2 separate regions of the Homo sapiens genome follow, and region 2 is linked to region 1. Evidence: read pairs that join two places in POLR2A ChIA-PET (ENCODE). Cell type or tissue: IMR-90. All regions are shown on one strand. Links, peaks and the distances in the headings refer to the core of each region. The heading gives the core; the rest is flanking DNA.

Region 1 (16,310 bases), core at 5,548-13,547:
ATGATCAGATCTTGTGAGAACTCACTCACCACACAAGGACAGCACCAAGAGGATGGTGCTAAACCATTCATGAGAAATCTACCTCCATTATCCAATCACCTCCCACCAGGACCCATATTCTGCCCATGGTCCCTCCCAAATCTCAAGTCCTTTCTTTTTTTTTTTTTTTTTGATGGAGTCTCACTCTGTCACCCAGGCTGGAGTGCAGTAATGTAATCTCAGCTCACTGCAACCTCCACCTCCCAGGTTCAAGTGATTCTCTTGCCTCAGCCTCCTGAGTAGCTGGGACTACAGGCATGTGCCACCATGCCCAGCTAATTTTTTGTATTTTTTTAGGAGAGATGGGGTTTCACCGTGTTAGCCAGGATGGTCTCGATCTCCTGACCTCATGATCTGCCCACCTTGGCTTCCCAAAGTGCTGGGATTACAGTTGTGAGCCACAATGCGCAGCCTCTCATGTCCTTTTCACATTTTGAAATACAATCACTTCTCAATGTCCCCTCAAAGTCTTAACTCATTCCAGCATTAACTCAAAAGTCCCAAGTACAAAATTCAAAGTCTCATCTAGAGATGAATTCCTTCCACCTATGAAACTGTAAAATCAAAACAAGTTATTCACTTCCAAGATATGATAGAGGTAGCAGTATTGGGTAAACATTCCCATTCCAAAAGGGAGAAATTGGCCAAAAGAAAAAGGCTACAGGACCCACACAAGCTCAAAACTCAGCAAAGCAGTCATTAAGTCTTAAATCTCCAAAATAATCTCCTTTGACTCCATGTCCCACATCAGGGTACATTGCTACAAGGGGTGGAATCCCAAAGTCTTGGGCAGCTTCATCCCTGAGGTTTTGCAGGGTTCAGCCCCAAGGCTGCTCTGACAGGTTGTTGACTTCCTATGACTTTTCCAGGCACAGGGTGCAGGCTGCCGATGGATTTACCATTCTCAGATCTGGAGGGTGGTAGCCACTTTCTCACAGCTCCACTAGGCAGTGCCCCAGTGGAGACTGTGTGTGGAGGTTCCAACCCCGCATTTTCCCCTTGGCATTGCCCTAGTAGAGGTTTTCTGTGAGGGCTCTGTCTCTGCAACAGCCTTCTTCCTGGACACCCAGGCTTTTCCATACATGCTCTACAATCTAGGCAGTGGCGGCCAAGCCTCAACTCTTGCACTCTGTGCACTGCAGGCTTAACACCACATGGAAGCTGCCAAGGCTTATGGCTTACACTCTCTGGTGCTGCAGCTTGAGCTGTACCTGGGCCCCTTTGAGCTGAGAATGGAGCCAGAGTGGCCAGGATATGAGGAACAGTGTCTTGAGGCTGAGCAGGGCAGCAAGGCCCTGGGCCTGGCCCACTAAACCATTTTTCTGTCCTAGACCTCTAGGCCTTTGATGGAAAAGGCTGCCTTGAAGATCTCTGAAATGTCTTTGAGGCCTTTCCCATTGTCTTGGATATTAGTATTTGGCTCCCTTTTAGTTATGCAAATATCTAGCAAGTGGTTTTTCCATGGCCTACTTGAATTCCTATCCCAAAAAAGCTTTTTCTTCTTTTGCCACGTGGCTAGGCTGCAAAATTTCCAAACTTTACATTTTAATTCCTGTTTGAATATTACTCCAACTTCAAGTTATTTATTTGCTCCTCCATCTGAGGATGAGCTGTTAGAAGCAGCCAGTCCACATTTTGAACACTTTGCTGCTTAGAAATGTTTTTCTGCCAGATACCCTAAATCATCACTCTGAAGTTCAAACTTCCACAGATCCCTAGGGCAGGGGCACAATGCAGCCAAGTCCTTTGCTAAGGTATAACATGCATGACATTTGCTCCAGTTCCCAATGAGTTCCTCATTTCCATCTGAGACCTCAGCAGCCTGGACATTACTATCAATATCACTATCAGCATTTTGGTTACAACCATTTAACCAGTCTCTAAGAAAATCAAAGCTTTCTCTCATTTTCTTGTCTTCTCCTGAGCCTTCCAAGAATTTCCAACCTCTGCCTGTTACCTACTTCCAAAGTTTCTTCCACATTTTTAGATATGTTTATAGCAATACCCTATTCCTTGTACCAATTTTCAGTATTAGGTCATTCTTGCATTGTTATAAATAAATACCTGTGACTGGGTAATGTATACAGAAAAAAGATTAAATTGGCTCACAGTTCTGAAGGCTTTACAGGAAGCATACCACTAGCATCTGCTTCTGGAAAGGCCTCAGGAAGCTTTTACTCATGGTGGAAGGTGAAGCAGGAGCAGGCACTTCATATGGTAAAAACAGGAGCAAGAAAGAGAGTTCAGGGGGAGGTTCACACACTTTTAAATGACCAGATCTTGTGAGAATTCACTGTTGTGAGGACAGCACCAAGGGAAGGAAGCTAAAGCATTCATGAGAAATCCACCCCTATGATCCAATCACCTCCCATCAGGTTCCACCCGTAATACTGGGGATTACAATTCAACATGACATTTAGGTGAGGACAAATATGCAAACTGTATTAGGGAGTATGGTTCAATATTAGTGCTTTTGTTCCTTTTGAGATTCCTGTAACTATATTCTGTAATGACTCGAGTTGGAGTCAGTCCTGAGGGCTGTCTAAAGAGGACAAGGGAAGGAAGGATGAGACTGGTTCTGTTGACCCTACACATAAAATAGACTCAATCTAATAAAGTATTTTCTAATACGGTAAAATAAATATCTCCAAAGAGTTTTACAATGTCCTTTAACATTGATAAGCTTTTTCTTTAGTGGTTTCACCAAGATTCCTTGAGCTCATGGCTTTTTAAAACAGCCTGGGTTTCCCAAGAGAAACTAATGCATGTATCACTGGCATTCTTTGTCTCATTCTCTAGCTCCCTGGCAAAATACTCAGCAGGCCCTCTTTCTTTTTTGGACTGTCTGAAATGGCCAAAAAAAAAAAAAAAAAAAAAAGAAGAAAACTATTTTAAAAACTGCTATGACTACCTTTGTAACAGCAACAGCCATTAGGGAGTTCTCTCCTCTTCCATTTCTTGTGATTAAATTTTAATGCAGTTAAAATTGTGATTTTTTAATGCAGTTGTGCATAAAAAAAATTGTGATTTTTTTTTAATGCAGTTACATCGAGCTAACCTGTCAAAGTAAATTCACCAAAGTTAAATTTTCCTGAAAGATTAAGGATGAAAAGTCAGCAATCCACAACTAGGAAAAAAGTGATAGGGTTGGCCTTGTTGTTTTCCAGATGTTTACCAGTAGATATTAAGTTGTTCCTGAACTAGAGTGGGCATGAATCCTATAGGTCCTAAATATCAACTTACAGGGCATTGCTGTTCTTCCTGCTTTTTAACATATGTCATAGGGTCAAAGAGTATAAAGGGCTGTTTTCCTTTAAAATATCTACAGTCTAATAATAAATTGCCCTTACCATATTTTATTTCCCACTTTTCTATTCCAAACACCTGAAGAACTAAATGAAAAGTAAATGGAAAGAGCAGGGTATGATCTCCTAAGTCAGTTATTAGCCTAAGAATTAGTGTTTGGAGAACAGCACTCTCCCCTTCCTCCTTTGTCCTGAGATTCAGATTCCCATCAGCAAAATGTAGTCCATAGATAATAATGACACTCATCTAATGATATTAAAGCATGTTGAGACCTGTCGGAGAAATACACGATTTTAAAACCAAAATATTCAAAACTATATAAACTTTTAAGTCTGAGCATACTAAAAATTGCTATTCATTAGAATAAGGTCTGGAATGAAGTTAATTTTACCGTATCCCCATTTCTGGATGATTTTATATATACTCCAAAAGCACAATTGATGACCACAAAAAAATAACATATTAAATAGTATATTAATTAAATACTTATAATGAGTCTCCTTAAAAACACCATTAGATAAATTTGTTGGCCTGGCTCTATTTGTTTTATGTACTTGAAGGCAATGAATTGTGCTTCTTTGTTCTACAAATTATTTCTTTTTTATCAACTCATGTATCTCTCTAAAATAAATGAAATTTTGGGGTTTACCACTAATATTCATCTTTTCTTCCTCCATTTAAGTAGTCAGGGGTATATTATTCAATTTTATAGTGAGAAGTCAAAGGGTCTAAACAACGTTAAAAAATATTACCACAATTTGGATAAAGTTATTTTCACTTCACAAAATAAATGAGGCAAACATTTTAAAACCTTCCAGAATACTGGATTATTTATTGCCTTCTAACTTGGTTTTCTAATTATGATTTTAATGAACTTATTTGGAAATTAAACTCTGCTCTTTACCGAAGAAAATGGGGAGGGGGTAGATGTGGGGAGCAACTGTTTCAGAGATAGTTTGCCAGAGCCATGTCATCACTCTTCGAGTGAGTCTACCTGAATTATTTTGGTTCTGCCTCTAATTGCCTTTGTGCTCTTGGCCAGGGCATTTGTTTATCAGATTCCTGATCTTTAAAATGTGGAGGTTCATCTAAATACTATCCAAAGTTGCTTTCAGCTTCCATAGAAGCTAAATTCTTCCACGTTATTCTTTAATAAGTTGATACGGAAGAATGAACAGAATTAAACAAGCCACGTTTCTGATTCTACCCTGTACTGAACACAACAAGCTTCTGAATCACTGCCATGTGCATAGCTCCTTCTGAGGAAAAATTTCTGTTTAGGCATCTCCAGGGCCAGCCTCATGGAAGTCAACATGACTGAATCCAACATGGCCACTTGGCTCATAAGTAGGAATCCAGGCCATGTTCTTTTGCAATTCAATGAGGAAGGCCAATAAGGTTCTCTGAATGCCTGGAAATTTTGAATTAGACAAAAGAATAAGTCAATTACTCATAGGATTTGGAGATCTATAGTCATTACTAGCAGAGAAGTTGGAGAGGCCATGGTGGATTATATGCAAGCTCAAGAAATTTCAAATAATTTTGTTCAAAGATTAAGGAGGCTTGATTATCGCAAGTACCACATTAATTAGACTTTTTATAAGTTAGCACATAGAAGGTTTGGAATTCTTTGAGGCAGACATTATTCAGATTATTTCCAAAAGGCCCCTTTGTTTTCTCCTCGGGATAATATTTTTTAAAAATGAGTTATTAGTCACAAGGGTTGTGATTAGTCACAGCCACCTGTGGTGAGATTTCCCTCCATAACTGCTTCAGAAATGCAAGTACAGCCTGGAGACATCCCTGTCTTCGGGGGGCTGAGGCTAGACCTGTCATGGGTTCTCTTATGTGGAATGACTTGTCTCCTTCTTCCACTTCCACAAGGACCAACATATATGATTTCAATTACAACTTCTCTTCTCATGAGGCATGAAGAGGTTACCTTCCTAACTCTCTAGCAGGGCAAATATAAAATAACAATGTGAAAATCCTTATGATAAAATGTAAAACCTGTCTTTACCATAAAGTTTCATTTCCTGGGGTAATCTGAGTGATTTTCTGATCAGAATCTTAAAATCAAAAAAGACTAGTTAAAACAACTCTCAAATCAACTATCTAGGGGTACTTTAATGAGGGGAAATCAGAGAACTGCAGAATTAGATGGTCATTAAAGAAGAGAACTAACTGAGGCCTCTGCCTGCAAACTTACACCACACACAATGGATGATTGTTGTTTCTATTTTGAAAGCTCTCTGATGAGGCTGATCCTAGTGAACGTAAAAGCTCCCCAAATCATGGTTATTGAAAGTAGTCTGGAAGGTCATCGACCTTCTAATTTCTTCTGTCTAGGCTTTCTCCTGCCTAATCCCAGGATATTGGTTAAGTTGACCTCAGAGGGGTCAGACTGATCTATTGCAACTCCAGAGCTTTTGTCCCAGTGCCAATGTCCTCTCCATCAAGAATCCAAGGGTCTAATGCAGCTTCCAGAAGTACCCTTTATTGGTAGAGACTTCCCTTCATTTATTCTTTGGTTCACTCAGTCAACCTTCAATCTTGAAGTACTTACAATATCCAAACATTGCTTAGGCCCAGGGAACACGAGACAGTAACAAGAGCTTTGCTGTGACAGCTCTTACATTCAATATAAGGAGAGAAAAATAAAAACAATTAAATGAGAAATGAGAATATACAGAAAATAACTTACTCATGAGTGTCTGGGTGTGTTCTTCAGATTATCTCAAAAGAGGTTGAGATCTGAAATGATGAGAAAGATAGTCAAAAAACTTTTAAAATATATCCTTTTCTTTTTGCAGACCTGTGCCACAGTGACTATTTCTAGAGCGCCACCTGAAAACTCTAGAACAGGTAAGACCAGCAGCAGGTCTGCCTTATCCCCAGTAGACACAAATCTGCACATGTCATCAAGAATACCCCTGGTTGCTGTAGGTCCCAGAGGACTAGGGAAGTGGAGGTGATGACTCCAGATGGCTGTGCACGCTATGCCCTCAAAGCCAGACTCTAGTCTTCTGAGGAAGAGGAAGTAAAATAGCACCTTCATCCACTGGGGATAGAGAGGTTGCAGGACACCTCTCCAGTTTCTATTTAGTGCCAAACCACCCTGGAAAAAGTACCCAGAGGATGAAACGTCAACCCTTCATTTTGGAGGGTAATCATCCACAATCCCCCACACTAAGAAGCCTACCTTATTATTCCACAACTAAAGTTAATTTCAAAGTCTTTTCTCCACAGTGCACCTAATATGAAGCAGATGTGGGAACCACCGCAGGACCAGGAGAGGCCCATTCTCCTATCTCTCCCAATCTCTGTCTGTTGCAAATAAGCCAAATTTAAACCAGCAATAACGCATGTTTCCAATCAGCACTGCAGCTTTCTCCCCACGGAAGTAACTCCTTGGCTTGCACAAGGGAAGGAAATGTTTTCTTCAAAAAGCAGTGCCAGGACAGGGAGCAGCTTATTCTCACGATAGTTAACATGCTCACCAGCCAATGCAGTGAGAAAATCAGTGCAGGAGCAGCCAGGGCAAGACAGGAGAGGCCTTATTTCAGCAGAAACAATGGGAAAGACAGAGGAGGATTGGGAAACATATCTATAAAGCTTAAGAACATGAAGCTTGTCTTCCTAAGCTATTGTGGATTCATAAGGAAGTGTGGTTCATGTTGAGAATGCTTTCTCTGCCTTATCTCTCACATGCCTGATCAGAAACTGAACAGACGGAAGTGATATCCTGAACCCCATGGAGAGGGTGGGGGCTGGCTTTTGTGCTATGTAATAGGAGGACATTAAACTAGGGTAGACTAAAACCAAAAATGTCCATAATGTGTTTTAGGACAACTCTTCCTGCTCAGCAGTAAGAAAATTTTAATATTTTGCCATACCATGAAAAATAAGAAAACATCATGGTTGCCCAAATAGGTCCCCATGAACAAAACCTATTTGGAAGGAAAAGCAAATACAAACATAAGAAGTCGTCACTCTTCCTTCTAGCCTCATACGCACCTTTCTGGATCTGCCCCCTTCAGTGCTTTTCACCCATTCTTAAAAAATGTGTCAACTCAGTTGTGAAAAACTGAGCTATTCGAGGCTTCGGGACATTTTGTGAAAGAAATAAGCTATCTGGGAATATTGTTGTTGACATTGGCTTTCGTTTGAGGTTTTACGTATGCATGCAGAGAAAGATTACGTGTGAGAATGTTAGAGGCAAGTTTCGCTCTCTGCAGTCTTTATTAAAAGTAATTAGTAATAAGCCAGTCTTCCATTTACAAGTATTTTCTCTGAAGAGACCACCAGTTCAGCTGTGTGTGCTTGCGTCTTTCTGACAGCAGTTCTCAAAGCGAAGCAAAGCAGTGGCATCTGTAGTAACAATCAAAACACCAAAAGCCTGGTGGTTAATTCAATAAAACTCTTGAGTACACAAATAGCTGATGATGTTTAATTGACTGAACAGATAGTGAGTAGCTGACAGTTCTGGGAATTACACTGGATATTTATTTTAATCTGTTTAATTTAAAATTGGAACAACATTTTATTGTGCAGTAAGTTTATATAAATTTTTTAATGGTTGGTTAAGTTACATGCTTGTTTTTAGATGGCAATTTTAAAACATTTATCACATGTAGCTTTTAAAGATATTTTCAATTTTCCCAAAGCATTGCAGAAATGAGTTTAATGGAATAAACATAAAAAGTCAACAGACCATCACACTATGTTTAAAAGAGCCTTCTCAGCAATAAGCAACCTGCATTCAAATCTTGTCCCTGCCACTTTCTAGCTCTGTGAGCTTGGACAAATGATTCTCTAAGCCTCACTACAACTATTTATTAAATAAGATCAAAATAATCTCAAACTCCTAGGGTTATTGTGAGCATTAATGAAACAAAGCAGGTAGAGCAATTGATAGAATGCCTGGTCCATGGTCAGTATTCAGTCACTATTCTCTCTCTTCTGCAACTTGGCCTCAGCTAGTTAATTTACACATTTGCCCTGAAGAGCTCACAGACTCCAGCTCTGGAGCCACATTGCTCATCAGAAATCAAATAGCACAAGGATTATTAAAGAGCACATGGTTCTTTTTGTTTACTGAAGTCCAAAATACAGAACTGTAGTTATCAACAGAGAAACACTCCTGCAAGGGCCACTAATTAAAGAACATGTTTCAGAACACATTTCATTTGTATTCTACGCAAAGAGAGCTGCCCATCACAGACTCATAAAATGCTAGCCCAGCAATACATCTTAGACTAGTTCACACCCAACACCCACCCGCTCTCCACCAGCCCAATCTCCATCGCCTTACTTTGCAAAGGAAAAAAAACCCAGTGAGTTGTTGTGGTCCCCCCGCTATTCATTCAAGTTTAGAAGCAATCCAAAACCAAATCTGGGGTCTCCCAATACATCATTAAATTTGGAGAGTTTTCCTGAATATGCAATTCTTACACACAAACTTGCTCACTGGCATTACTAGATAAATGTGACCTAGAGGCCACATGGCAACCATGCTACTGATTTGTCACCCAGTCAAAGCTCACTGACTATATTGGTGTCTCCAGTTTCTTCAATAGAGAAATGGCAATCACTTCTGGTCAGGGCTTGGATCCCAATTTGGTGTATGAGGCAGGCTCACAGGTACACCCTTCAGTGATGAGGTCTAGAGGACATAATTCATAGACATCCTGTTTCCTCTGCCAACGTTATGGCAGAAATGCCCTTGGACAAGTGAACCAGGTTTCTTTCATTCAAGTCCTACCCAGAAATCTATAGAAATGTCTCTTTTTGTTTGCTCAGGACAGCCACTTGCACCTACTCTGGGTGAAAGGGAAAGTACTTAAAAAGATTCTACTGGCTACAGTGGAAATCTCCAAAGTGAGTTACAGTAACTTAAAATTAGCACACTCCTTCAGCAAAACTTTGCCAAATAGCTTTTTTTTTTTTTTTTTTTTTTTTTTTTTGAGACAGAGTCTCGCTCAGTCGCCCAGGCTGGAGTGCAGTGGCTCTGTCTCCACTCACCGCAAGCTCCACCTCCTGGTTTCACGCCATTCTCCTGCCTCAGCCTCCCGAGTAGCTGGGACTACAGGCGACCACCACCACGCCCAACTAACTTTTTTTGTATTTTTTTAGTAGAGACGGGGTTTCGCCGTGTTAGCCAGGATGGTCGCGATCTCCTGACCTCGTGATCTGCTCTCCTGGGACTCCCAAAGTGCTGGGATTACAGGCGTGAGCCACTGCGCCCGGCTGCCAAATATCTTTTAAAACTCTAAGAAAGAGAATCTTTCCAGAGCAGGGATTCCAGTGCTGAGATCCCCCGTTGCTGCTGGTGCTTTCCTCACAATAACCTGCTTTGAAGTCTGACATCATGGGATGCAAGGGTCTTCCAGGCTTCCGGCAGCCACAGCACTGCCTGGGCTCTTCAGACTTTAGGAGAGGGTTCCCTTCAGTTCCCCTCCTGAATCGGCAAGTACTAACAATTCATCCACTTAGAGCTTCAGCTCTAATACAGTTAACTGGAAATTTTCTCCACAGAAGCCTCATTCCCTCTCATCTCAGAAGCTTCTCTAAGAACAAAGACTCATTGAGAAGATAGGAGTCTTGTCTCTGCACTGAGGAACTGAGGACATGCTCTTTAATTCCTTCGTTACAGCATTTCCGCTATCCGTGCTACTGACATTTAACAGGATGGACTCTGGACCTCCCTTCTATCTCTCCAAAGTGGAACTGGCAATGTTTCTTCAAGAAACTACCTTGGAGCCACATCAACATGTGTATCTAAATTACACAAAGTTAGGCATACAAATTTGGCAACTGAGTTTGCAATTGAGATTGCAATTGAGGGCAATCTTGCTTGCCTTCTATTCCATGAGAAAATGCGCCAGAGATGAAAGAGGTGAATCCACTTTTCCCTTCAGTGTGATTGGATAATTTTTTACAAAAACACATATTTTTGGAATAGCATGGCCCCAAAACACAAGCCAACCTCTTCATCTGGTGCTCATCTGCTTGAAAATCAGAACTAAAACTGGCTCTATGTTGGTTTCCAACAGAGAATCTTTCTTAAAGCTTTCCAAGAATTATTCTGTCTCTATGTGATTTTTCACTTACTCACTGCCTTTGGAATCTAATCCCCCCTTTACCATATGACTTTACTGTAGTCCATTCTTGACTGAGGTTTGAGAAATCATTGTGGTCTATCTCCCAACACATTGTCCTAAAGCAATAGATTAAAACAGCTAAATCAGGAAAGCTACCACTTATCTTCTTCAGACTTTCCCTGTGAATTCCTGGAGAGTCTGGGTTATGGACCACCCTAAGGAAGGTGTAGAAATATGGGTAAAGCGTGATGAAAATGTTATTTGAAAATGACATAGTGTCTCCTCCATCAAAGAATGGTATCAAGTCCATTCAGCCCTTTGAGGGCTTTGTAACATTTCATAAGGGTTGTTAATTCCTTACCTTTAAAATGTGCATCAGTGTCATTCCTGAATAGCCCTTAAAAGAGTCAGGGTTTAGATGCTTCCAAAATACAGTAACACTACTTCTCAGCTACTCTACAGAATTTGGATACTGAGGTGACCCACCATCTTTGAGATTTGCTTTAGTGCCTCCCTCCAAAAACACAACAGATGGAACCTGAGTGAGTTAACCTCAGGTTCTAACCTGAGTTAGAGCTGAGAGTCAATTGAGAGTGGGCAGGATGGAGATTATAATGAAGCTGGAATAGACACACATGAGGGAGCCCTAACTGGATCCCAGTGGAGACAACTAAAATGTTAAAATTAAAAAAAAAAAAAAAAACAGAACAGGAAGAGACAGCAAATGTTGGTGCGGTAAACCTCAATGCAAACAAGGCAATGAGTTCAAAAGCTGGCCCTGCTGAGACAACATAGAACTGTCCTCATAGAAGACAAGATATCCCTTGAGAGATGAGGCTAAAACTATTACAGAAAAAACTGACACAGAAAAAAACCCAAATGCCTAAGTGAAAAAATTCTAGAAATAGAAATCTCCAATTTGAGGGAAGGAGATAATTTTAACCAATAAAAATAATTAAGATGAAACTTAATGGAGAAAAAGAAAAAAAAACACAAAAAATACTGCTTTCAATTTTCTAAACATCTTCAACCCAGAAAAATGTGGTTGGGGCATCTGGCATCTTTGCCATCTGCATGTTCCTTGGAGCATGACACAAAGCTTGGAGGCTGAGAGAGGCAGGCAGAGCCTTCTGTCAAACACACAGGAATGTCCTGGCCAAATGGCCCAGGGAGGGTTGGGAGCAATGTTGTAAACTCCCTTTATAGTGATCTATTGTTTTGTTCTTGTTTTTGTAAGAATAATACAGAGAATATCTATTACTTTAACCCTGGAAATCCCTGAGAAAGAAGAGAAACTAGTGCCAAAGCCAGAACTACCCATTACAGGCCATAGTGGCATCTGTCATTAAATAGCAGCTCTATCATCCACTCTGTTTCAACATGGAAAAGCAGTGTCTGCAATACTGCATTACGTGTCAAACATCAGCCTTTGCCAGCTATCTGCAGGAATGGGTAAAATCACAGCATCTATGAGGGAATGATAGTTATTACCTATACTCTAAGACTGCAACTAATTTTGTTCCTCAATACTCAATAGCCTCAATAACCTAAATATTAATATAAGCTAGACTGCTGATTGAAGGTTTTCGAAGACTGCCATTGTGAAGCTGAAACAAATTCCAAATTTGTAGGCAGGATTTTCCTTCAAATAACGTCTGTTTCTGCAAGGTCAGTTCATAGAGCAGATAACCTGGAATAAGGAGGACATTTCACACAAAAATCACCCTGTTTTCTCCAGAACATGATAGGCTCCAGTAACAAACCTCAAAATCTCAGTGACTTAACAAAGCAAAGATGCTTTTCTCTCTCAGGAAAAGTCTGATGTGGATGGGACAAATTTTCCATGCTCATGCTCCTTCATGTGGGAATTCAGGGATCTAGGTTTCTCCACCTTTCCTTAAGCAGGGCGTGAGAGATAGAGGAAGAACACTAATTTTAGCTTGTATTCATAGCCTATGGGCCCAAACTGGTCACATCGTCTGAACTTAACTGCAGGGAACTGAGGTGATTTAGAAAAGCACAGGAAATATTTAGCTCATACTAACTGTCTTTGCCACATTCACATTTCTACACTTAATTTCTGATGCTGGGTGAGTAATATGGTTTGGCTCTGTCCCCACCCAAATCTCATCTTGAATTGTAGACCCTACAATTCCCACATGTCATGGGAGGGACCCAGTGGGAGGTAATTGAATCATGGGAGTGAGTCTTTCCCATAATGTTCTCAGGATAGTGAATAAGTCTCACGAGATCTGATGGTTCTATAAAAGGAAGCCTGCCTGCATAAGCTCTCTCTGTCTGTCTCTCTGTCTCTCTCTCTCTCTCTCTCTCTCTCTCATCTGCCACCATGTAAGAAGTCTCTTTGCTCTTCTTTTGTCTTCCACCATAATTGTGAGGCCTCTGCAGCCAACCTCTCTGGGTAACAGGCAGAGGTTGGAACACTTTGGAGGGCTCACAAGAAGACAGGAAAATGTGGGAAAGTTTGAAACTTCTTAGAGACTTATTGAATGGCTTTGACCAAAATGCTGATAATGAATGGTATGGACAATAAAATCCAGGCTGAGGTGGTCTCAGATGGAGATGAGGAATTTGTTGAGAACTAGAGTAAAGGTGACTCTTGCTAAGTTTTAGCAAAAAGACTGGTGGTATTTTGCCCCTGCCCTAGAGATTTATGAAACTTTGAACTTGAAGGAGATGATTTAGTGTATCTGGCAGAAGAAATTTCTAAGCAGCAAAGCATTCAAGACATGACTTGGGTGCTGTTAAAAGCATTCAGTTTTAAAAGGGAAACACAGCATAAAAGTTCGGAAAATTTGCTACTTGATGGCAGCCCCTCCCATCACAGGCCCAGAGGACTAGGAAGAAAAAATGGTTTCGTGGGCTGGGCCCAGGGTCCCCCTGCTGTGTGCAGCCTAGGGACTTGGTTTCCTGCATCTCAGCCACTCTAGCCATGGCTAAAATGGGCCAAGGTACAGCTTGGGCCATGGCTTCAGAAGGTGCAAGCCCCAAGCCTTGGCAGCTTCCATGTGGTGTTGAGCCTGCAGGTGCATAGAAGTCAAGAATCAAGGTTTGGGAATCTCCACCTAGATTTCAGAGGATGTGTGGAAATGCCTGGATGCCCAGGCAAAAGTTTGCTGCAGGGGCAGGACCCTCATGGAGAACCTCTGCTAAGGCAGTGCAGAAGGGAAATGTGTGGTTGAAGACCCCACACAAAGGCCCCACTGGGGAACTGCCTAGTGGAGCTGTGAGAAGAGAGCCACAGTCTCCAGACCCCACAATGGTAGATCCACCAACGGCTTGCACCATGTGCCTGGAAAAGCTGCAGATATTCAATGCCAGCCCATGAAAGCAGCCAGGTGGGATGCTGTACCCTGCAAAGCTACAAGGGTGGAACTGTCCAAGACCATGGGAACCCACCTCTTATATCAGTATGACCTGGATGTGAGACATAGAGTGAAAGGAGATCATTTTGGAACTTTAAGATTTGACTGCTTCACTGGATTTTGGACTTGCACAGCGCCGTAGCCTCCTCATTTTGGACAATTTCTCCCATTTGGAATGGCTGTATTTACGCAATGCCTATACCCCCATTGTATCGAATAAGTAACTAACTTGCTTTTGATTTTACTAAAGGGACTTGTCTTGTCTCGGATGAGACTTTGGACTGTGAACTTTTGAGTTAATGCTGAAATGAGTTAAGACTTTGGGTGACGGTTGGAAAGGCATGATTGCTTTTGAAATATGAGGACGTGAGATTTGGGAGGGTCCAGGGGTGGAGTGATATGGTTTGGCTGTGTCCCCACCCAAATCTCATCTAGAATTATAGTTCCCACAATTCCCATATGTTGTGGGAGGGACCCGATGGAAGGTAATTGAATCATGGGGGTGGGTCTTTCCCATGCTGTTCTCATGATAGTGAATAAGTCTCATAAGATCTGATGGTTTTATAAAAAGGAGTTTCCCCACACAAGTTATCTCCCTCTGTCTTGCCCACCACCATCTAAGAAGTCCCTTTGCTCTCCCTTTGTCTTCTGCATGATTGTGAGGCCTCCCCAGTGATGTCAAACTGTGAGTCCATTAAACCTCTTTTTCTTTATAAATTACCCAGTCTCAGGTAAGTGTTTATCAGCAGCATGAGAAGACTAATACAGGGAGATTAGGTTTGATGATGCTTCGAGGAAGATGCAAGGGCCGACTCTGTATGCAAGTGATGTAGGTCACTTCTTTGGGAGGAGATGGGCTTGGTAGGCAGGGTGGAGCACCAGGACAAAAGTGCTGTTTCCCTTGTCCTGTGCCTAAAATATCTACACAATTCTATCCCTTGGGTTAGGGTATTTAAGTCTACTTTTAACATATGAAGATTATCAGAGAGGAATATAATTTGAGCTAGGATGTTCAACAAATAACAACCCTTGAAGGGGCAAGTGAGAAGATGAAATTTCTCCCTGGGTGAAGGGCCACAAGCTCACCTCCTGAGATCAAGGCTCATTACCAGGGCAGGATCACCCAAGGGCAAGAATGGCTGACCTCAGGAGGAAGAACTATAATACTTGCAGACAAATGGTGGCCCTCCTCCATGCTCCCACTGATGATATCAGCCATTGATACCTTATGTGGAGCTGTTTTGTGAGTTGTTCTCACTTTGCTGGCCTCTAAAGAAGTAGAAAAATTAAACTGGTAAATTAGACTGGGAAGCAGCATTTTATGGTGGTAAGCATATGAGATGTCACTCAAACATACCTGGATCCATATCACTAGTTCTACTAATCATTAGTGATATGAGTTGGGAAATTGGTTTAATATATATGAGCCTTGTGTATAAAATGGAAACTATGTCCTCTGACACTACTTTGAGGTTTTTGAAAGGATAAAACAATATCGAGTATCTGACTTGAAGGTATTCAATGCATGTAAGATTCCTGTTGGACAAAAGGAGATGGAAAAGTTGGGCTTCACTCAGGGTAAGACTTTTCAGTGGAAGAATGTTGGGGCAATGTTAAGCAACAGGGTAACTGATCTCAGTGGGTAGGGACTGCAGGAAAAGAGAAAGGAGGGGAACCCAGGACAAACTTGGCTAAATTCACAATTTTGCCCAGACCAGGCTTACACTTCTGTCAGATTCTCATCCTCATTCATTGTGCTCTCTCATTTGGTGAGACTTAGTAGAAATTATGATAAATTAGCCTATGGAAAGACTCTGAACTTTCCTAAAACACTTAGACAAGCTTTTGGCTCTCTATTTATATACATGTGACCTTTAATGTCCCACATAGAGTGATGACCCTGAAGACACCTTTGGTGTTCAATCACAAGGGAAATGAGGAAGGCACTTTGACCACCAAAATGAGACTGGCTCAAGAGAAAGGAATTTATTTTCCAGATTCAAGAATCTTATTTTTCTTGCAGTGTCTTAAATTATGCAAAAATAGAAAAGCACTCTTAACTAAGCAAACAGTATGTAGGTTTAATTTTAAAAGTTTTATTAAATATTGCAGGAAATATCTCCAGAGCCTTTTAAATAGAATTTTAAATACAAGTATCTTGTCCCATGATGCTACTTTTGCTAAACATTATATATATTAGAGAACTGTTGAAGGAAATTATCCCATTTTTGAAGAAAATTCTTCATCATATGATAATACACTTTCTTCCAAAAAAAATCAGTTAACCAAAAAAACAGCTGCTCACATTGTAAAAAAAAAAAAAAAAAAAAAAAAAAAAAGAAATCAGGTAGCCTCATTTAGGCATGCTGGATTTTATCTACAATTAAATCATGATAGTCTTTCGGACTAGAGCTGAAATTTTTTTATTGATTAGTTCAAAAGCTAATCTATGATTGCCTTTCTTATAAGAATCTGCCCT
Region 2 (16,310 bases), core at 3,228-11,227, 280 kb before region 1:
CATTCCTCTTTGGACATACTAAATATGAGGTATTGATGGTGCAACCAAGGGTGAATTGTGCATTAAAGAGTTGGAGAGAGAGCTCAGCACTCAAGAGAGAGGTCTGGCTGGACACCGAGATTTAAGAAGCTTTCACCTAATGATTGTACGTGAAGGTTTGAGGTAAAAGAGATCATCTAAGGTGATTATGTACAACAAGAAGAGACAAGGACACTGGTTTTATAGGCTAGGCAGAGGAATTAGTAACAGTGAAGGAGACTGTGAGACAATGATCCAAATAAGGAAGGAAAATGGTGTTATGAATAATTAAGCTAATATTTACTGAATGCCATCTATGTGGAAGAGCTCTGTTTAAGCATTGTGCATAAGGTAAATCAACTAATACAATAATCTTATAAAATAAGTTATATTATATTCATTTTTAAGATGAGGACACTGAGGCACAGGAAATTCAAGTAACTTCCCTAAGACTACCAACTAGAAAGTGGTGAGGTTGGAATTAAATTTATCTGATTCCAGAATCTGTACCCTAGTCTATTCTACAATACCTCAGCAAAGGAAAAAGAGTTTCAACGTGGAGACAGCGACCCACATTTGCACAATGCCATATGGTCCAGAGAATTCAATTAAGATAATAAATGCAAAGTATCCATTGAGTTTGAGGATTAGGAAAATACTAGTGATCTTAGCACAAGTTGTTTCAGTGGATTCGAGGCAGTAGAATTTTGAAGCAAATGAGCTCCTAAGTATCACCTATATTAGATCTATTTTTAAAAATTTATTTATCCAGGCCCTGGTTCCAGCACACTTGAATAGGTTTTCAAAAAATAGTCATTCTCCGAATGTTGCAAGAGTAAAATTGAGCATGAGATGTCAATTCTCCACATTAGCTTCAATTCTCCATTTCCCTTTAGCTGTATAGAAATAGCCTGTGATGAAGAGTCAAGGCTGTATAGCTTGTGAAACAATCAGGGCTTGTCTAGCCATTTTTGTTTATGTATGTAGGAGGTCATGAGGAGGCATGCTACAGAGACTTTAAAGATGAGGGAACTGAAGCACAGAGAGGTTAACACTTTGCTGTTCGTGGAGGTGAGGGGTCGGGGAGGGGAATCACCTAGTGTTACTTCCAGGAGATTTGAAAGGCTTTTTACTCTTACTGAAACTAACAATTTGATTCAACATTTAATGCTAGACTTTTAGCCCCTTTATAGATTCTGGTGGAAAAGAGATGGCTTATTGGATGGGCAAGAAAGACCTTCAAGACCCTCTTCTCCTGGTTTCTCTCAGGCTCAGGAAACTAAGAAGTCTCTGTTTTCTGCAATTATCTCTACCATAGTCCCATATAGTTAAGGACTAATATGGTTTGGTGGTATCCCCGGCTAAATCTCATCTTGAATTCCCACATGTTGTGGGAGGGGCCTTGTGGGAGGTCACTGAATTATGAGTCTGGGTCTTTCCCACGCTGTTCTCAGGATAGTGAATAGGTCTCATGAGATCTGATGGTTTTTAAAATGGGAATTTCCCTGCACAAGCCCTCTTCTCTTGTCTGCCACCGTGTGAGACACGCCTTTCACCTTCCACCATGATTGTGAGGCCTCCCCAGCCATGTGGAACTGTAAGTCCATTAAACCTCTTTCTTTTGTAAATTGTCCAGTCTCGAGTATGTCCTTATCAGCAGCATAAAAGTGGACTAATACAAGGATTTTCTAGACCACTTTGGCAGCCATCACTGAAACCGGCCTGAAATATATATAACGGTCCTTCTCTTATGTTCAAGCCAATTTGAATGGAAGGAGATTTCTTTATTTCAGATATCCTCACTAATTAATGCTCTACAATAGCATAAATTTCTTGTGGTCCAAATCCTTTTCTTTTAAAAGTCACTAAGTGGCCAGGCATGGTAGCTCACACTTGTAATCCCAGCACTTTGGGAGGCCGAGGCAGGTGGATCACCTGTGGTCAGCAGTTCGAGACCATCCTGGCCAACATAGGGAGCCTTCATCTCTAAAAGAAATATATAATTCATGAATACTAACAGTTTATGGTTTTTTTAGTCATACAGTTCAAATGCCTTCTACTAATTTTAAACAGCATCTGGATTTTAAAGGAGCAAAATTCAAAAGAAAAAAGCTTGAAAATCCTTCACTGGAAAAACCTGCCCATTAAAAAAAAATAAGACCAAAGCTCAATTCTCACCTGGTTCCAAAAACCATTTGAATTCAGCATATCATGTGTTGGATTTTAGAATGGAGTAAGCAGAGAAACAGAGGGAAAACAGCAACATGTGTAAGTGATCACCAAAAAAATAGCCCGTTTCCAATACTGAAAAAAACATGGCTTGTACATAGGTCACAGAACAAATCAGACGAAACCAAAGTGCCAAGTCACAACTTAAAGGAAAAGAATCCACGAGGGACCTTCGTGAGCAGATGGATTAGAAAGGCTAAGTTTCAACTCATGAAGACTTGAACCTACGCTATCTGAAATAGCCAGTCAATAACATTAATAATAATCATAAGACTCTGAAAACTACAGCTGGGGGGATTAAGCCAAATGGAGAAGCAAGGGACTGAACAAGAGAAGGGACTTTCCACAGAATTACTGAAAACAACAATCTGGTAATGAGGGAGTTGCTTCTTTCTGCTGGAGTGAAATTCCTCTACAATGTTTTTCCTTTGTGGCTGCATTTTCTAGCATCAGTAGGAGTACCTTCTGAAGAGAGTAAGTCCAGTTCACTATTGAATCTGCATTCAAAGATGCCAGTAAGCAGGTAAGAGAAAAGTGTTTTTTGTTTTTGTTTTTGTTTTTGTTTCGTTTTGTTTTGTTTTTGAGACAGAGTCTCTTTCTGTAACCTAGGCTGGAGTGCAATGGCGAGATCTCAATCACTGCTACCTCCGCCGCCCGGGTCCCGGTTCAAGCAATTCTCCTGACTCAGCCTCCCTAGTAGCTGGGATTACAGGCACGTGCCACCATGCCCAGCTAATTTTTGTATTCTTAGTAGAGACGGGGTTTCACCATGTTAGCCAGGCTGGTCTTGAACTCCTGACCTTGAGATCCACCCACCTCGGCCTCCCAAAGTGTTGGGATTACAGGCGTGAGCCACCGCACCCTGCCGAAAAAAGTGTTTTGTAATTGAATCACATGAGACTATGTGGAAAGAAGTCTGGCTCAGTGAATTAAAAATTTTCATTGGTTATCTTCTTATAGTAGAGTGTTTCCCATAGAAAACACCTTCATGGGCTATCTTTTCCTAATAATGTAGCCAAAGTTGGTCAAAATCAAGAAATCTTGTGTTAGCTTCACTGGAATGCTTGTCCAAATTTTTTCATTGCCTTTCAATTTTATCAGCTTGCCAGCACATGAGAAACCCACAAGCAGCCCACAACCCAGGACACACATCTGTCCAAAAAATTATCTGCTCTTTCTCCTATCTAAACAATAAGAGTTCTGGTAAGGATCACATATTTGGTTACTGGTAAGTCCCTTGTAGTATGCCTTACAGGCTCTGTAACCTCTATTGGATCAAATTACACGTGGTGTGGAAGAGGAGAAAGAGTGGAATGCTGCCATAATCAGTGTTGGGTAACCAGAGAGGAAGGAACAGTAAAAAATATCAACAAAAATAAATATGGAGCTCTTACTCCATGTGAGACACTGCCTTAAACATGGTGGGCCATAGAAACAACCTTAGGATCGAGTTCCTGTCCTTAGGAATCTCTGTCTAAGTGGAGATTATAGAAATACAGAGTCATCACTTGAAGCCTGTATTTTGAACGAGTACATAACAAAAGGCCGAAGACTTAGCAATGGGGACCCTGAATTAAGAAGTGGCATCCTCCCACTACTCTCAGTTGGAATGGAACAAAATTCATGAGGGACACATGAGAATGTCCCCAGATCTGGAAGAAAAAAAAAGTTACTATTTGATGAGTTCATACCAAGTGCCAGGCTCTCTGTGCCTTACATGTAGTAACTCATTTAATCCTCCTGATAACCCATAGGTGATTGCTATTGCTATTTCTGTTTCACAGATTTGGAAACTGAAGCAAAGACCTTAAATAATGTGGCCACGTCATGCAACTAATAAGCAGTAGATCTGAGATTATCTCAAAGGTATACTAATGCACCTAATAGTGCACCTAAAATGACCAAATGGGTTGCTAACAGTTCCACAGTGAGAAGGAACTGGGAAGTGGTGTTATAACTCATTGTAAAGCCTGTGAATTTTCTTCAAATAAATGCATATGTAATACTCAAATACATAAAGAAAGGTTCTGTGAGCTTCCTGACAATAAGGAGACCAGATAATTTGTACAGAGACTTCTCAATGGATGAATAGCTTGAGTTCCAAAAAATCTTTCCCCTTTTATTCTATTTTTTTTTCTTTTTCTTTTTTTTTTTTTTAGAGACAGGGACTTGCTACATTTCCCAGGCTGGTCTTGAACTCCTGACCTCAAGCAATCCTTCCACCTCAGCCTCCTAAAGTGCTGGGATTACAGCTTTGAGCCACTGCACCTGGCCTTCCCTTTCATTCTTATATACAAAGTACCATTATATAAATAAGTAGTTGTGCTTTTGTTCTGATGCATAGTTACTCTGTGTCTATGAAAGATGGTACATTGAAAAATTTTTAGGCATTGAATTTTTGACTTACAAGACTTCAGAATCCGGAAGCATCATGTGTACAGAGGAGATGAAAAACTTTGAAGTTGAAGGAAGGTCCTTGATCAAAAGAAAGGGAAAGTAGTGTTTACATAAGTGAGAGGGATATTCCCATTTCCAAATGGAAATTTTGTTTAGGTGAAGAGCCGCTAGTAGTACAATGAAGTACAAATCCATTTATTCAACCAGGCCACAGAACCATTTGCATTCTATGTGTCTGGCTAGGGGAAGTAGTCAGTGAAACCCATTAAACAGTGCTCAGAAGAAACCATCCAGCCCAGTACAATGAAAATGTACTTTTCAAGACCCAATGATCTATCCAAACATCATTTTAGTTGCTGTGGGAGAAGAATGCCATCATTCCTACTCAATAGATTGCATTATTATTGGGGAAAGAAAACAAAAGCATGCAAAATGAGAGCATGAGATGCTGACCACAGCCTGGGAGTTAAGGAAGAGATTAAAGGAAGAAACACCTTCCTGACCTGAGTTTTCTGAGAAAATGGAGCTGGAGCTTGGTAACACTCATCAATAGCCCAAAGATGGACTTTTGGGACTTTGCCTGAGAGCCTGTGGAGAAAATAAAGACCTGGGCTGGATAGTTTCTTCTGAGTACTGTTTAATGAGTTTCACTGACTACCTCCCCTAGCTAGATACATAGAACGCAAATGGTTCTGTGGCCTGGTTGATTAAATGCTTCATCAGGCAGACAGGCCCCTGGGAACTGTATGCAACATTTTATTGCCTTTCAAGGCAGTTGTTTCTCATTGTATAGATGCGCCTGAGTGGATAAATAATCGAGAGTTTCAATGCCAAAGGCTAATTTGCCCTGGCTTTGGAAATGCCTCTTTTTTTTTTTTTTTGAACCCCTAAGCAGCATGAATTATACTGATAGTTCTGCATGTTTCTGGCTGACCACCAAGGACCCCCCTTCCAGGAGGATGGGAAAGTTGCCGGATGAAGTTTTCTCACAGAATTTACCACTGACTATAAAGTGAAATTGCTACAATGAATAATCATCTTTCCTTGTGCAATCTTAATTGAGTTGGCAACATGTGTAATTACCATGATGGCAGAGGAACCCTGTGATGTTGAATGAAGGACGAGTTTCTTTGGCTATCTGTAGAAAGCCTCAAAACACGTTGTCTTCTTAAAGGCCGACCACCACTGAACTCATTTGAGCAGAGGTACATTTCACTTTGCTTGGATTTACCAGGGCTTTCAAAATTCAGTGCTTTCATGCCTTGCAAATAGGTATTTTTGGAAAGTGAATGCTTGCAGGTTAAGGGGATTTGTAATCTTTCTTTCAAGTGCTATTCCTAAGGTTCAAACATGTAAGTCTATCAATGAGTTGCAAATCACTGTAATGCAACACTTATCCAATTTGCAAGGATGTTTGTTAAAAAAAAAAAAAAAAAAAAAAAAAACAACCAACTCTCTCAAGGGGAAAAAAAAAGCTTCACAGCGAGAGCCTGCCCAGGGGTAAATTATAAAGATCTCCCACGAACATCAGAACTACATAAACTGAAGTGTAATTACCACCTAAGTAGGAAAATATAGTCTTTGTTTTTTACCTTTTCACCAAAAGACTATATACTCCTAGAAGTTCAAGAAAGGTCATTGGCAGAACCTAACCTTTACTTTATTGAAACTACCAAAGCTAAATTATACATGTTTTTAACAGCCTGCTGAATGCTATGCAAAGGCTTCTTTACAAATGTCAATCATCACTGAAACCTCAAGTCAGTGTCAAATCCTTGCAAATAATAGTAACAAAGTTCTTCAGTCAGATGCCTATGACTGAGATGGGTTTCATTATTTTCCCCTCTGACTTCTCATAACTGGAGGAAAGCTAGGAGAGAATGTGATATTGCAAAAATAAGCCCTGAAAAGTGCTTTGCCTCTTCCAAAAACTGATGAGCTATATTATTGCTGTAAGTACAATTGTTCAAAGAATATATTATACATGTGAAATCTATATTAACTTATTTAGGCTCCCATGGTATCATTTCGTAAGTTATAGCTACCAGAGACTCTTGGTATGCATTTTCTTTTATCTGGATAAATAGGAAATGGTAATATTGCTCAAGGTAGTGTGAGACAGCTGAATATTCTTGAACAGTCAGTAAAGGTCAAAATTGGGAAACAGGAATTTGCTTATACAATCCTTTCTGTGGCTAGCTCTCTTGCTAGCATGCAATTCAATACTTTCTGGGAACATTTGTGTGCGAAAGAAGCATGTTTGTATGCATCCATTTTTGTACTTCCATTTGCTTAGCATGGCTTTTGTTTGGTAGCTGAGAGTGCTCAAGGACATTAGGCTTATTATTTAATTTATTCAGTCCCCAGGGCTAGACCTCTAGGCAGAGCCATGTGTGGACCTTTTTGATGTGCTTCAAATTATAGTGTTTAGGCAACTTCTACTTCTCTTCCAATGAGTCTGATGTGATCTGAGATATTGCTGGGTTGACTGGCCTAGTGGGGTCTCCTCTCTAAGAGGATAGTTTGTGTAAAGTGGGGAATCAAAATCATCCTCTGCATAGGAAATGAAAGTATGTTTCAAAGCTTACACTGTGGGGGGAACAAACACACTAGGGCCTGTCAGGGTTGAGGGGCGGGGGAGGGAGAGCATCAGGAAGAATAACTAATGGACTGTGTGCTTAATGCCTAGGTGATGGGTGGATCTCTGCAGCAAACCACCATGGCACAGGTTTACCTATGTAACAAGCCTACACATCCTGCACTTCAACCCCAGAACTTAAAATAAAAGTTAATGGAAAAAAAAAAAAAGAAAATGTAAACTACTAAGAAATGCCTGTTCTTCACATTTTAGATAAATAGTGGATCTGGGACAATAGGATCTGGTTTTGTTTGTTTGTTTGTTTTCCTCTGTAATGTAACAGTGCCTGGAAGAGTTAATGTGATTTTATTAAAATTTCTATTTTAATGCCAAGAAACAATTTCTTCTCTGGAAGCATGTAGTTCAATATTTCTTAAAAGCCAAAAAGGGAGAATGTGAAAAGACTCTTCAAAGAGTTTTCCGTCTTTGCTGAGGCAACAACAATGATAGTGATAATCATGATCATTATCTCTTTCATTTGCATGGGATTTTTTAGCTCATAAAACGCTTTTATATACATTATGTCATTTTCTAATATAACTAAAACCTTGCATAATACGAAATTAGCTGTTGCTTATGTCAAGGCATTTGTGGGTTATTAGAAGCTGTGAGCCAGATGTTATGAATGGTATAAAGAGTGTATCATGGCAACGCATAGAAAGGTCCAAACTTTTGTATAGACAGAATGGCAAGACGATGAGAGGAAAATGTACCATAGCTTGCTTTACTGGAATAAAGAGTCCAAGGCAGGGTCAGGGCGAACAGAGGCATGAATACCTACTTTGGCTTTAGTACCTTATCCCAGAGATGGAAGGAATCCATTTGAAGTGGCTGCCTAGGAATCTACGTGAGATGGGTATTGATGCCATGTCTGAGATAAGCAGGAAGGAGAACAGAAGTGCCTCTACTTATGAGCTTTCCACTTCTGAACTCTCATGAATTTATGAACAAAGCTGCTTACAAAGTAAAAGCACCTCCACTGTGTTGTATCACCATCAGTTTCATTTATGAATTATTTCATTGATTCATAGATTCATTGATTTACTAAGCACTCTTTTCACACATAATTATTGTGCCAGGCACTCTGCTTGGTGTTGGAGACATAGTGAAAAGGACAGACAAAGTGCCACCTCATACAGCTTGTATGACATAGACAAAGAACAAGGAAACAAATAGCAAAATAAATACAGATTGTGATGTATCATAAAGGAAAATACAGGGCAATGAAACGGAGAGACAGTTTGAACTTCTTTTTGGAAACATAGATCCCAAGAGCAGCTCTATTAAAGAAGCCTTAAAAATTGTGTTATGGAGGCCCAACACAGTGGCTAACGCCTGTAATCCCACCACTTTGGGAGGCCAAGGTGGGCGGATCACAAGGTCAAGAGGTTGAGACCATCCTGGCTAACATGGTGAAACCCCGTCTCTACTAAAAAATACAAAAAATTAGCCAGGTGTGGTGGCGGGCGCCTGTAGTCCCAGCAGCTTGGGAGGCTGAGGCAGGAGAATGGTGTGAACCCAGGAGACGGAGGTCGCAGTGAGCCGAGATCACGCCACTGCACTCCAGCCTGGGTAACAGAGTGAGACTCTGCCTAAAAAAAAATTGTGTTATGGAAAATGTAACATCCCTTTGACAAACTCTGGGCTCACTTCTTCAAAAGTGTCATGAAGAGCAAGATCAAATGCTCACGAAAAATGGTTAGGGCTGGGTGTGGTGGCTCATGCCTGTAATCCCAGTGCTTTGGGAGGCCAAGGCAGGAGAGTTGAGTGAAGCCAGGAGGTTGAGACCAGCCTGGGCTACAAAGTGAGGCCCTAATTTACAAAAAATTAAAAAAAAAAAATTAGCTGAACGTGGTGGTGTCCACCTGTAGTCCTGGCTAGGCAGGAGGCAGGAAGATCGCTTGAGCCCAAGAGTTTGAGGGTGCAGTGAGTGAGCTGTGATTGCACCACTGTACTCCAGCCTAGGAGACACAGCAGGACCTTATCTCAAAAAAATTGAATAAATAAATGGTCATGATAAAACAATAACATGGAAGTAAATGTATTTTTAGAGTACATTAAATACAATAAGGTATCCCCTTACAGAAGAAACTAGGTAGGTCAGTGTTAGAAAGTTGCTGTGGTGGACAGCCCTTCTCTTTAAATAGCTTCTTTAATTTTTGAGAAAAAGAATTGCTGCTACAGATTATCTCATAAGGTTTTGTTATATAATTCTTGACCAATTAAAAAATATATTGAGCAAGCCTGTACTAGCTTGAAATATATTCTGATCTTTATTCTCCTTATTTATTTTATTAAGTCTTGGCAAAATGCTCTGTAATTGCCAGATGTTCTCACAAGTCATATGAATATTCAATGCAATTTTTTAATGCTTTATCTTCATTTAAGTTTCGTGTGCTAACCAACTGCACTACTGGAGCTTCTAAGGCTTTATCTTCAATTCACTTCTTATAAGGCTGAATCTAGAGCAAATCTCCCTTCTCTGCACCAACAAATTAGCCCACCTACATGGTTCCCAGGAGGGGACATCTATGATTATTGACACATTTCTTGCTTAATCAAACCGATCTGAGTTTTGAATGTGTAAAAACAGAGATGGAAAAAATTTGGAATGCAAATGGGAGAATGCAAATTAGGGAAGAGGTGGATACTTAAAGGAAAATCAGCATGATATTGGCAAAAGAAAGATGAGTAGATGCTGGATAAGGAAAAACAACAGTCAGGAAATAGTCAACTTATATGTTGCAAGTCTCTTTTGTGCTCACAGTGGACATTGCTATTCAAAGAGTATTCTTTTCTATTGAGCTTGGGGATGGCCTTAGAATCTTTTCAGCACATTACAGCAACCTCTGTCACTTTATCAGAGATGTCATATGGGGTCAAATCTATTTGCCATGGCAGTGTAAAGGGTATTGCTCACCCAAATATTTGCCTTTTAACAGGTAATATGGTTTGGTTGTGTCCCTACCCAAATCTCATCTTGAATTGTAGTTCCCATAATTCCCATGTGTCGTGGGAGGGACCCAGTGGGAGTAATTGAATCATGGGGTCAGTTCTTTCCCATGCTGTTGCTGTGATAAAATAAGTCTCATGAGATCTGATGGTTTTATAAAGGGGAGTTCCCCTACACAGGCTCTCTGGCCTGCTGCCATGAAAGACGTGACTTTGCTCTTCATTCCCCTTCAGCTATGATTATGAGGCCTCCCCAGCCGTGTGGAAGTGTGAGTCAATTGAACCTCTTGGGTATTTGAACCCAAGGTTCAATAAATTGAACCTTTATTAGCAGTGTGAGAACAGACTACTACAACAGTCTTCCAAGTCTTAACTTGAGACAGTAATGCAGGAGTTGGAGGCAATAATTTAGGAAAGATATTTAGGAAATACCTTCTTTTTAGGAAAAATGGGCTCATTTAGGAAATTTCATTTTAGGAAAAATGAAGATATTTTGGGACAGGGATCATCGTTTGTTTTTCTTGCTCCTCAAATCTAGGTCACCAGCTCGAACAGACCCTTCTTGCTCTGTCCCAAGGACAAAGAAGATGGCTGCTGCGTTCCCCTCTGTGAAGAATTTGCTGGCCTTTGAAAGAAACGGTCAGTAGAAGATTCACTGGATAGTGAAATTCTTTGTGCCTGGGATGTGTTCAGTCTGCTTTTCTGCTGCACCAGGAAAGAAGGTCCAGTGTCTTATTTCATTCTGGAGCTTTTTGAAACTTTTTACTCTGTACTTTAATTTTGGCAACCTTGGACTGATGGGGTTTGTAGATATTAATTATCAAATTGTTATTTATTAGCTGATATTCTTTCAATTCAATAAATATTTTAAATCCCTTGTGGTGTCTGTTGAACACGTTACCAGGAAACTGAAATAATATCTTCAGTCTTCCTTTTCTTTCCTCCACAAAATAGAAAGAAGATAACTATACATAGCTGATAGTTATTTTCTCTCAGAAATTCAAATATATTATTTTTAAGTGCTTCTGTAAATATTTGAACTGAATGCAATTTAAAAAATAAAAATCTAAAGACCAATACAATTTTATCTCATAAGATTTTTATTTTTGACCTTTAAGTCAAGAATTAATATCTCTATATTAGCTGCAAATGGATTTAATTACCTATATCTGATTCCATGTTAATAATATTAAACCCAACATAGAAATATTGCAATTATGGGTGTGGTTTTTACCTAAGTATTCCCAGGAGCATTTGGGACCAGGCAGAATATGGAAATGTTAAAGGTTACAGCTCAGGAGCTAAAGGTGCGCCTATAATGAACTAAATCAAAGTTCAATGAAATAAATTCAAGATATTTATTGATGTTTATTAGGGACCTTAATGGATCCACTTTATTTACTTGCAGGATAATTGGAGTATAGCAGTGTAAGTAGAAGTTTCAGTAGAAGGAAGCAGCCTATTGTTAAAGACCAGTTGTTCACTTTGCTGATGATTAAACACTGCTCTAATATAAAGGCAAAAAATATTTGCTGTGTTTTCCTTTTTTCTGTTTAGGCTTAAAGGAAACATAAGTAGCTGTAGTATTGTGATAGAGTAGACACCTAAAGTCATCAGTTTTAGGTAAAAGGCTAGTGAGGCCACTCCTGAAATTTTGCGTTGGAGGGGCTACAAATTACTATTATCCTTCTGATTCCAGTTGTGTGTGTTACAAGTTTATTTTCTGCAACTTTGAGGACTTGAAATTTTCCTTAATGCATTTGTTCAACTTCTTTCCAAGAAAATTATGCTATTAATTTAATTACTAAGATCTTTATTTGTATTTAACTTATTAAATATATGTGTTAGGAATTGCTTAGTAGAGTATTATTTATGGTTACATAAGAAAAACACTGCTAATAAATATAACTAGGAAAGAGGGAAGGCTGCTGGGATTCATCACATACAGCATATAGCCAAGGTATTGTAAAAGCAGTCATTTATTATATGTGACTGTATTTACATTTTTAATATTTGTATTGTCCGGAAGGATTTTCTTGCAAAAGAGTGGTAAAAGAGGCCAATAATCATTAATATAACTAGATAAGTTCCTTGCAGAAAGGCAGAAAAATGCTCCAGAAACATCATATGCTAAATTTTCTAGGAACTGTGGATAGCTGTGGATAGCTGGGTTTCAGCCAATTTTTGACAGCATATAAATAATTTTGATATATACGAAAGAAACTTTGGAAAAGTTCAGATGAGCTTTTCCTTGGAGACATGACTGCACAAAGTTGGGGTGCTGATTATAGTTCATTCAGTGCAAAATGATCCCCTATTCCCAGCTTTATACTCCAGTAGTAATTACATGGGCTCCCAGAATGGGGCTAAAAATGAGGCCTCTTTTTATACAGTAACTTGGCTGTCACATTTGTCGCAGAGAAAAAAGAAAACCGTTGATGCGAGTTTGTAACAGGGTTCAAACACTTTTCAGGTTCACCATTGTTTTTATTTTCCAATAGAATTTCGTTTGACTCTTGCCTACACTTCTATCTATTGTTATCTCTCACTTCTGCTAGCCTCAGCCTGCTTTCTACATATACTCCACTCAAAAGAGGCTGAAGCAATTCTGAAACGTGTTTATACAATTATTCACTGACCACATCTGTGTCTACACATGCAGTATGAAGTAAAGATTTCTCCCAATTATATTCAGACTCTAACAAAATGGCAAATCACTCTGTTAGAATAACCACTTAATAACTTCATTCTGCTCCTATGTGTCAATTTAAGTGCAAATAAAATTGATGCCTGAGAAACATTTTGTGGAAGGAACATTTTGTGGGAGATGATTGTCAAGAAGGATTACTTAAGTGTTTCCCAGCATTTATACATTAAACCCGCAGATGCTGAAGGCTGAGTGGGGTGGAGTAGATAAAGACTATAGTGATTGGATAAGCTGAGGAAACGGTGTATACATTTTCACATGGTGAAAAAGCTGTGACATATCCTGTACTTCATGAATCTACTTCATTTTACTTGATGTAACCATTCTTTAAAATATTTGATGAAGGAAACCTTTTTTTGCCTCACATAAAAACTACAAACATGGCTGGGTGTGGTGGCTCACACCTGTAACCCAAGCAGTTTGGGAGGCTGAGGCAGGAAGATCTCTTGAGTATCAGAGTTCCAGAACAGCCTGGACAACAGAGTGAGATCCCATCTCTATTAAAAAATATTAATAGTTAAAAAATTAAGGCCGGGTGTGGTGGCTCACGCCTGTAATCCCAGAACTTTGGGAGGCCAAGGCGGGTGGTTCACAAGGTTAGGAGATGGAGACCATCTGGCTAACACAGTGAAACCCCATCTCTACTAAAAGTACAAAAGATTAGCCAGGCATGGTGGCGGGCACCTGTAGTCCCAGCTACTCAGGAGGCTGAGGCAGGAGAATGGCATGAACCCGGGAGGCGGAGCTTGCAGTGAGCCGAGATCACGCCACTGCACTCCAGCCTGGGTGACAGTGTAAGACTCTGTCTCAAAAAAAAAAAAAAAAAAAAAAAATTAAAAAATATTCTGAAAAATTAGTATTTTGCCAAACATACTTTCACAAATGCTAATCTGAACACATTCCTCATTTTACAGATGATAAAACTGACTTGTTAAAGACGAAATTGCATGCCTAAGATCCTACAGTTAATTAGTGGCTTATTGGGCCTAAAAATCTAGGGCTTGTGATGTTCTTAGTTTCAGTACATGATTCCCTACTTGCTCTACTTGTCTATAGCAGATAATGTGGCAACATTTACTTTTTTAAAAAGCTTTTTTAAAATGGAGGTGTAATTTACATACATTTCACCCTTTTTAATGTACAGTTTTAGGAGTTTTGAAACCACCATCACAATCAATAGTTATTTTTTTCTTAAAAAGTTAAGTGTTTTAAGGAATGTGTGCTAGAGTGCATGAAGATAATTTCAATGGAAATATATTTGTGTTCAAAATCTGTTTAAATGGAGAACCCTAGGCAGTCCTGACTAATGCAGTTTATTGTATAGACTTCAAGAATGACCATAAGCAGGAGAATTATACTGGGAAAAAGAAATGACAAGTCAAACAGCCAAAGGTTAAGCTATACCATGAGAGGAACATACGGCCTAAGAAATTGCCAGGCATGGCTCTCACCTCTAACTGACTGCCTGTCCATACACATCTAAAGAGAAGGAAAGGAGTGGGCAAGAAATAACCTTGAGATTTCAGTCCTGGGGAAGGAAGAAGCTCCCAAAGAACTCTGAATTCAGGGAACAGCCATTCCTTGTTTGAGATTCGTTTTTTTCAACTCACTCCATGACTTTCCTTTAGATTTCCCTTTCTCCACTCTCCCCTTATTCTTTCCAAGTTCCATTCCTGAACAGAATCCGAAGGACCCCTCTCCTTTTTTTCATTCTGCATCTCTGTGATACATGTTATTCAGTGGTGAGGTAAAATCATCATAGTTTAGTTAAACACCAGTCATCAGAAGCCCTTTGGGATCACTCAGTTTTGAGAATGGCACTTCTAATTTCAGTTTCATATCATAAGTACATTTATGCTGCTTGATTATAGTTTCCAAGTGAATTTTATCTTTAAAATATCATGCCCGCTTTTGTTTCTGAGGCAAAAGTCTCTGATCGAAACTAGCAAATCTAACTTTATTTCTTTTGTCCAGACTTTCTTTGCTCTTCCTGACCATTTCCAACAGAGTAATGGGGTGAGAGAGCACCTCATGCGGGACTTTTCCTTTTCTTTCACCCCTGAGGAGTAACACATCCTGTTAGCCCTAACTTGGGCCAAGCCTGTTTGTTTCACAAAACAACCATCTTTAACCATGCTGGGTAGAAACAAGAGATGGATACTCCTCAGGAGGAGTGAGCATGCCTGCTGTGCAGGTAGGTCTTGCCCAACTTCAACATGAAAAGGACCTAGTAAGAAAGAAAACACAAAGCCCTAGAAAAGGACAACAATCGCCATGTGGAGGCAAAATGAAATTGGGTTGTGTACACAGACTCTCCATAGGGATTACACTGAGGAGACAGGAGGCTTCTGGACCTCTTCCTGCAGGTCAGATGGCTGAGCACAGAAAGTGCAGCTCTGGTGCAAACTGGCAGCTCATGTGCTGCTGAGCACTGACTCCTGTCCCCCAGCTCCAGCTGTGGGACACATGGAAACCAAAGGCTGAGTGATGTCTGAGAATGCAATCACCAACTCTCTGTCTGCAGGAAACATGGTTCTAGAATGGCAAGTATGATAGAGCTGTTTATATCAGCAGGATATCAGATTGCCCAAGAAGACACTCTCTCTAAGGAGCCCTTGCTACATGTCAGACACTGTCAGGTGGTTTACCTCCTTTAATATTCATAACAAGCCTGTGGATAAAGACCAGAAGAAAGTCTCCATTTTGTGATATTGAAAACTGATGTTCAATGAGGTTAAGACAGTTTTTTAAGGTACAAATGTATTAAGTAGCAAAGATAGGACTTGAACCCTAGTCCGACAGACTCTAAATGTGTGCTCCCAAACTTTTCATGGTATTGCAGGCCAATGTGGCGAGGGAAAACAACTTTTGCTCAGTATTTTTTTCTTACATCATGTGACCTCAAAAGGAAGCAGATCTTTTGGCTACTTAAGATACAGAACAACTTGTTTTTATCTTTAAGACGGTCAATGCTTTAGTCTTACTATTTAACACAAGGCAGTTCTCACTGCTTTTACAGACAACTCTGATGGTGGTATATACATGTATTTTACTCGTTGGAAGTAATGACTAATCAACCCACAGGTAAGAGTAAACTTGAAAAGTTTATGTGAAAAATCCATTCCTCACCCCTTTCCTGATGGTCAGGGAAGTGTGCTCTGAATTACCATGTTAGTTTATTCAATTATTAATAAATTCCCTTATACTGACATAACTTTAGTAAAAAGTTATGGAGAAAGTATCTAATGTTGCATTAAATATACCATGTCCGATGAAGAATTATCTGTTAGTCCAATGCCATGGAGGAAACCATCAGAGAATTGGGCATTTTTTCATTTTAGTCAACTGAGCTTTCTGAGATCTTAATCT

The links. ChIA-PET counts read pairs that join two places held together with the same protein. Peaks named below come from ENCODE experiments on the same cell type or tissue, not always from the same donor. Only the 100,000 strongest peaks of a DNase experiment are listed, where the experiment ranks them.
Region 2: POLR2A ChIA-PET joins it to region 1 with 20 read pairs; 2 of 35 experiments call an interaction of 5 or more read pairs at or near these places.

What each region holds. Positions count from the first base shown.
Region 1 is chr5:82,529,293-82,545,602 of GRCh38, reverse strand. No RefSeq gene overlaps it. Among named protein-coding and RNA genes, the nearest start is that of RPS23, 260 kb to the right of the region's middle. RefSeq lists an enhancer at 1,200-1,787. In IMR-90, for the core only: no CTCF peak of the experiment used is centred there; no DNase peak of the experiment used is centred there.
Region 2 is chr5:82,803,250-82,819,559 of GRCh38, reverse strand. LOC124901020 (a long non-coding RNA gene) reads left to right here and starts at 2,566. Exons shown (of 2, transcript XR_007058846.1): 1 at 2,566-2,770; 2 at 10,773-11,111. RefSeq lists an enhancer at 1,385-1,544. In IMR-90, for the core only: no CTCF peak of the experiment used is centred there; no DNase peak of the experiment used is centred there; H3K27ac peaks cover 146 bases.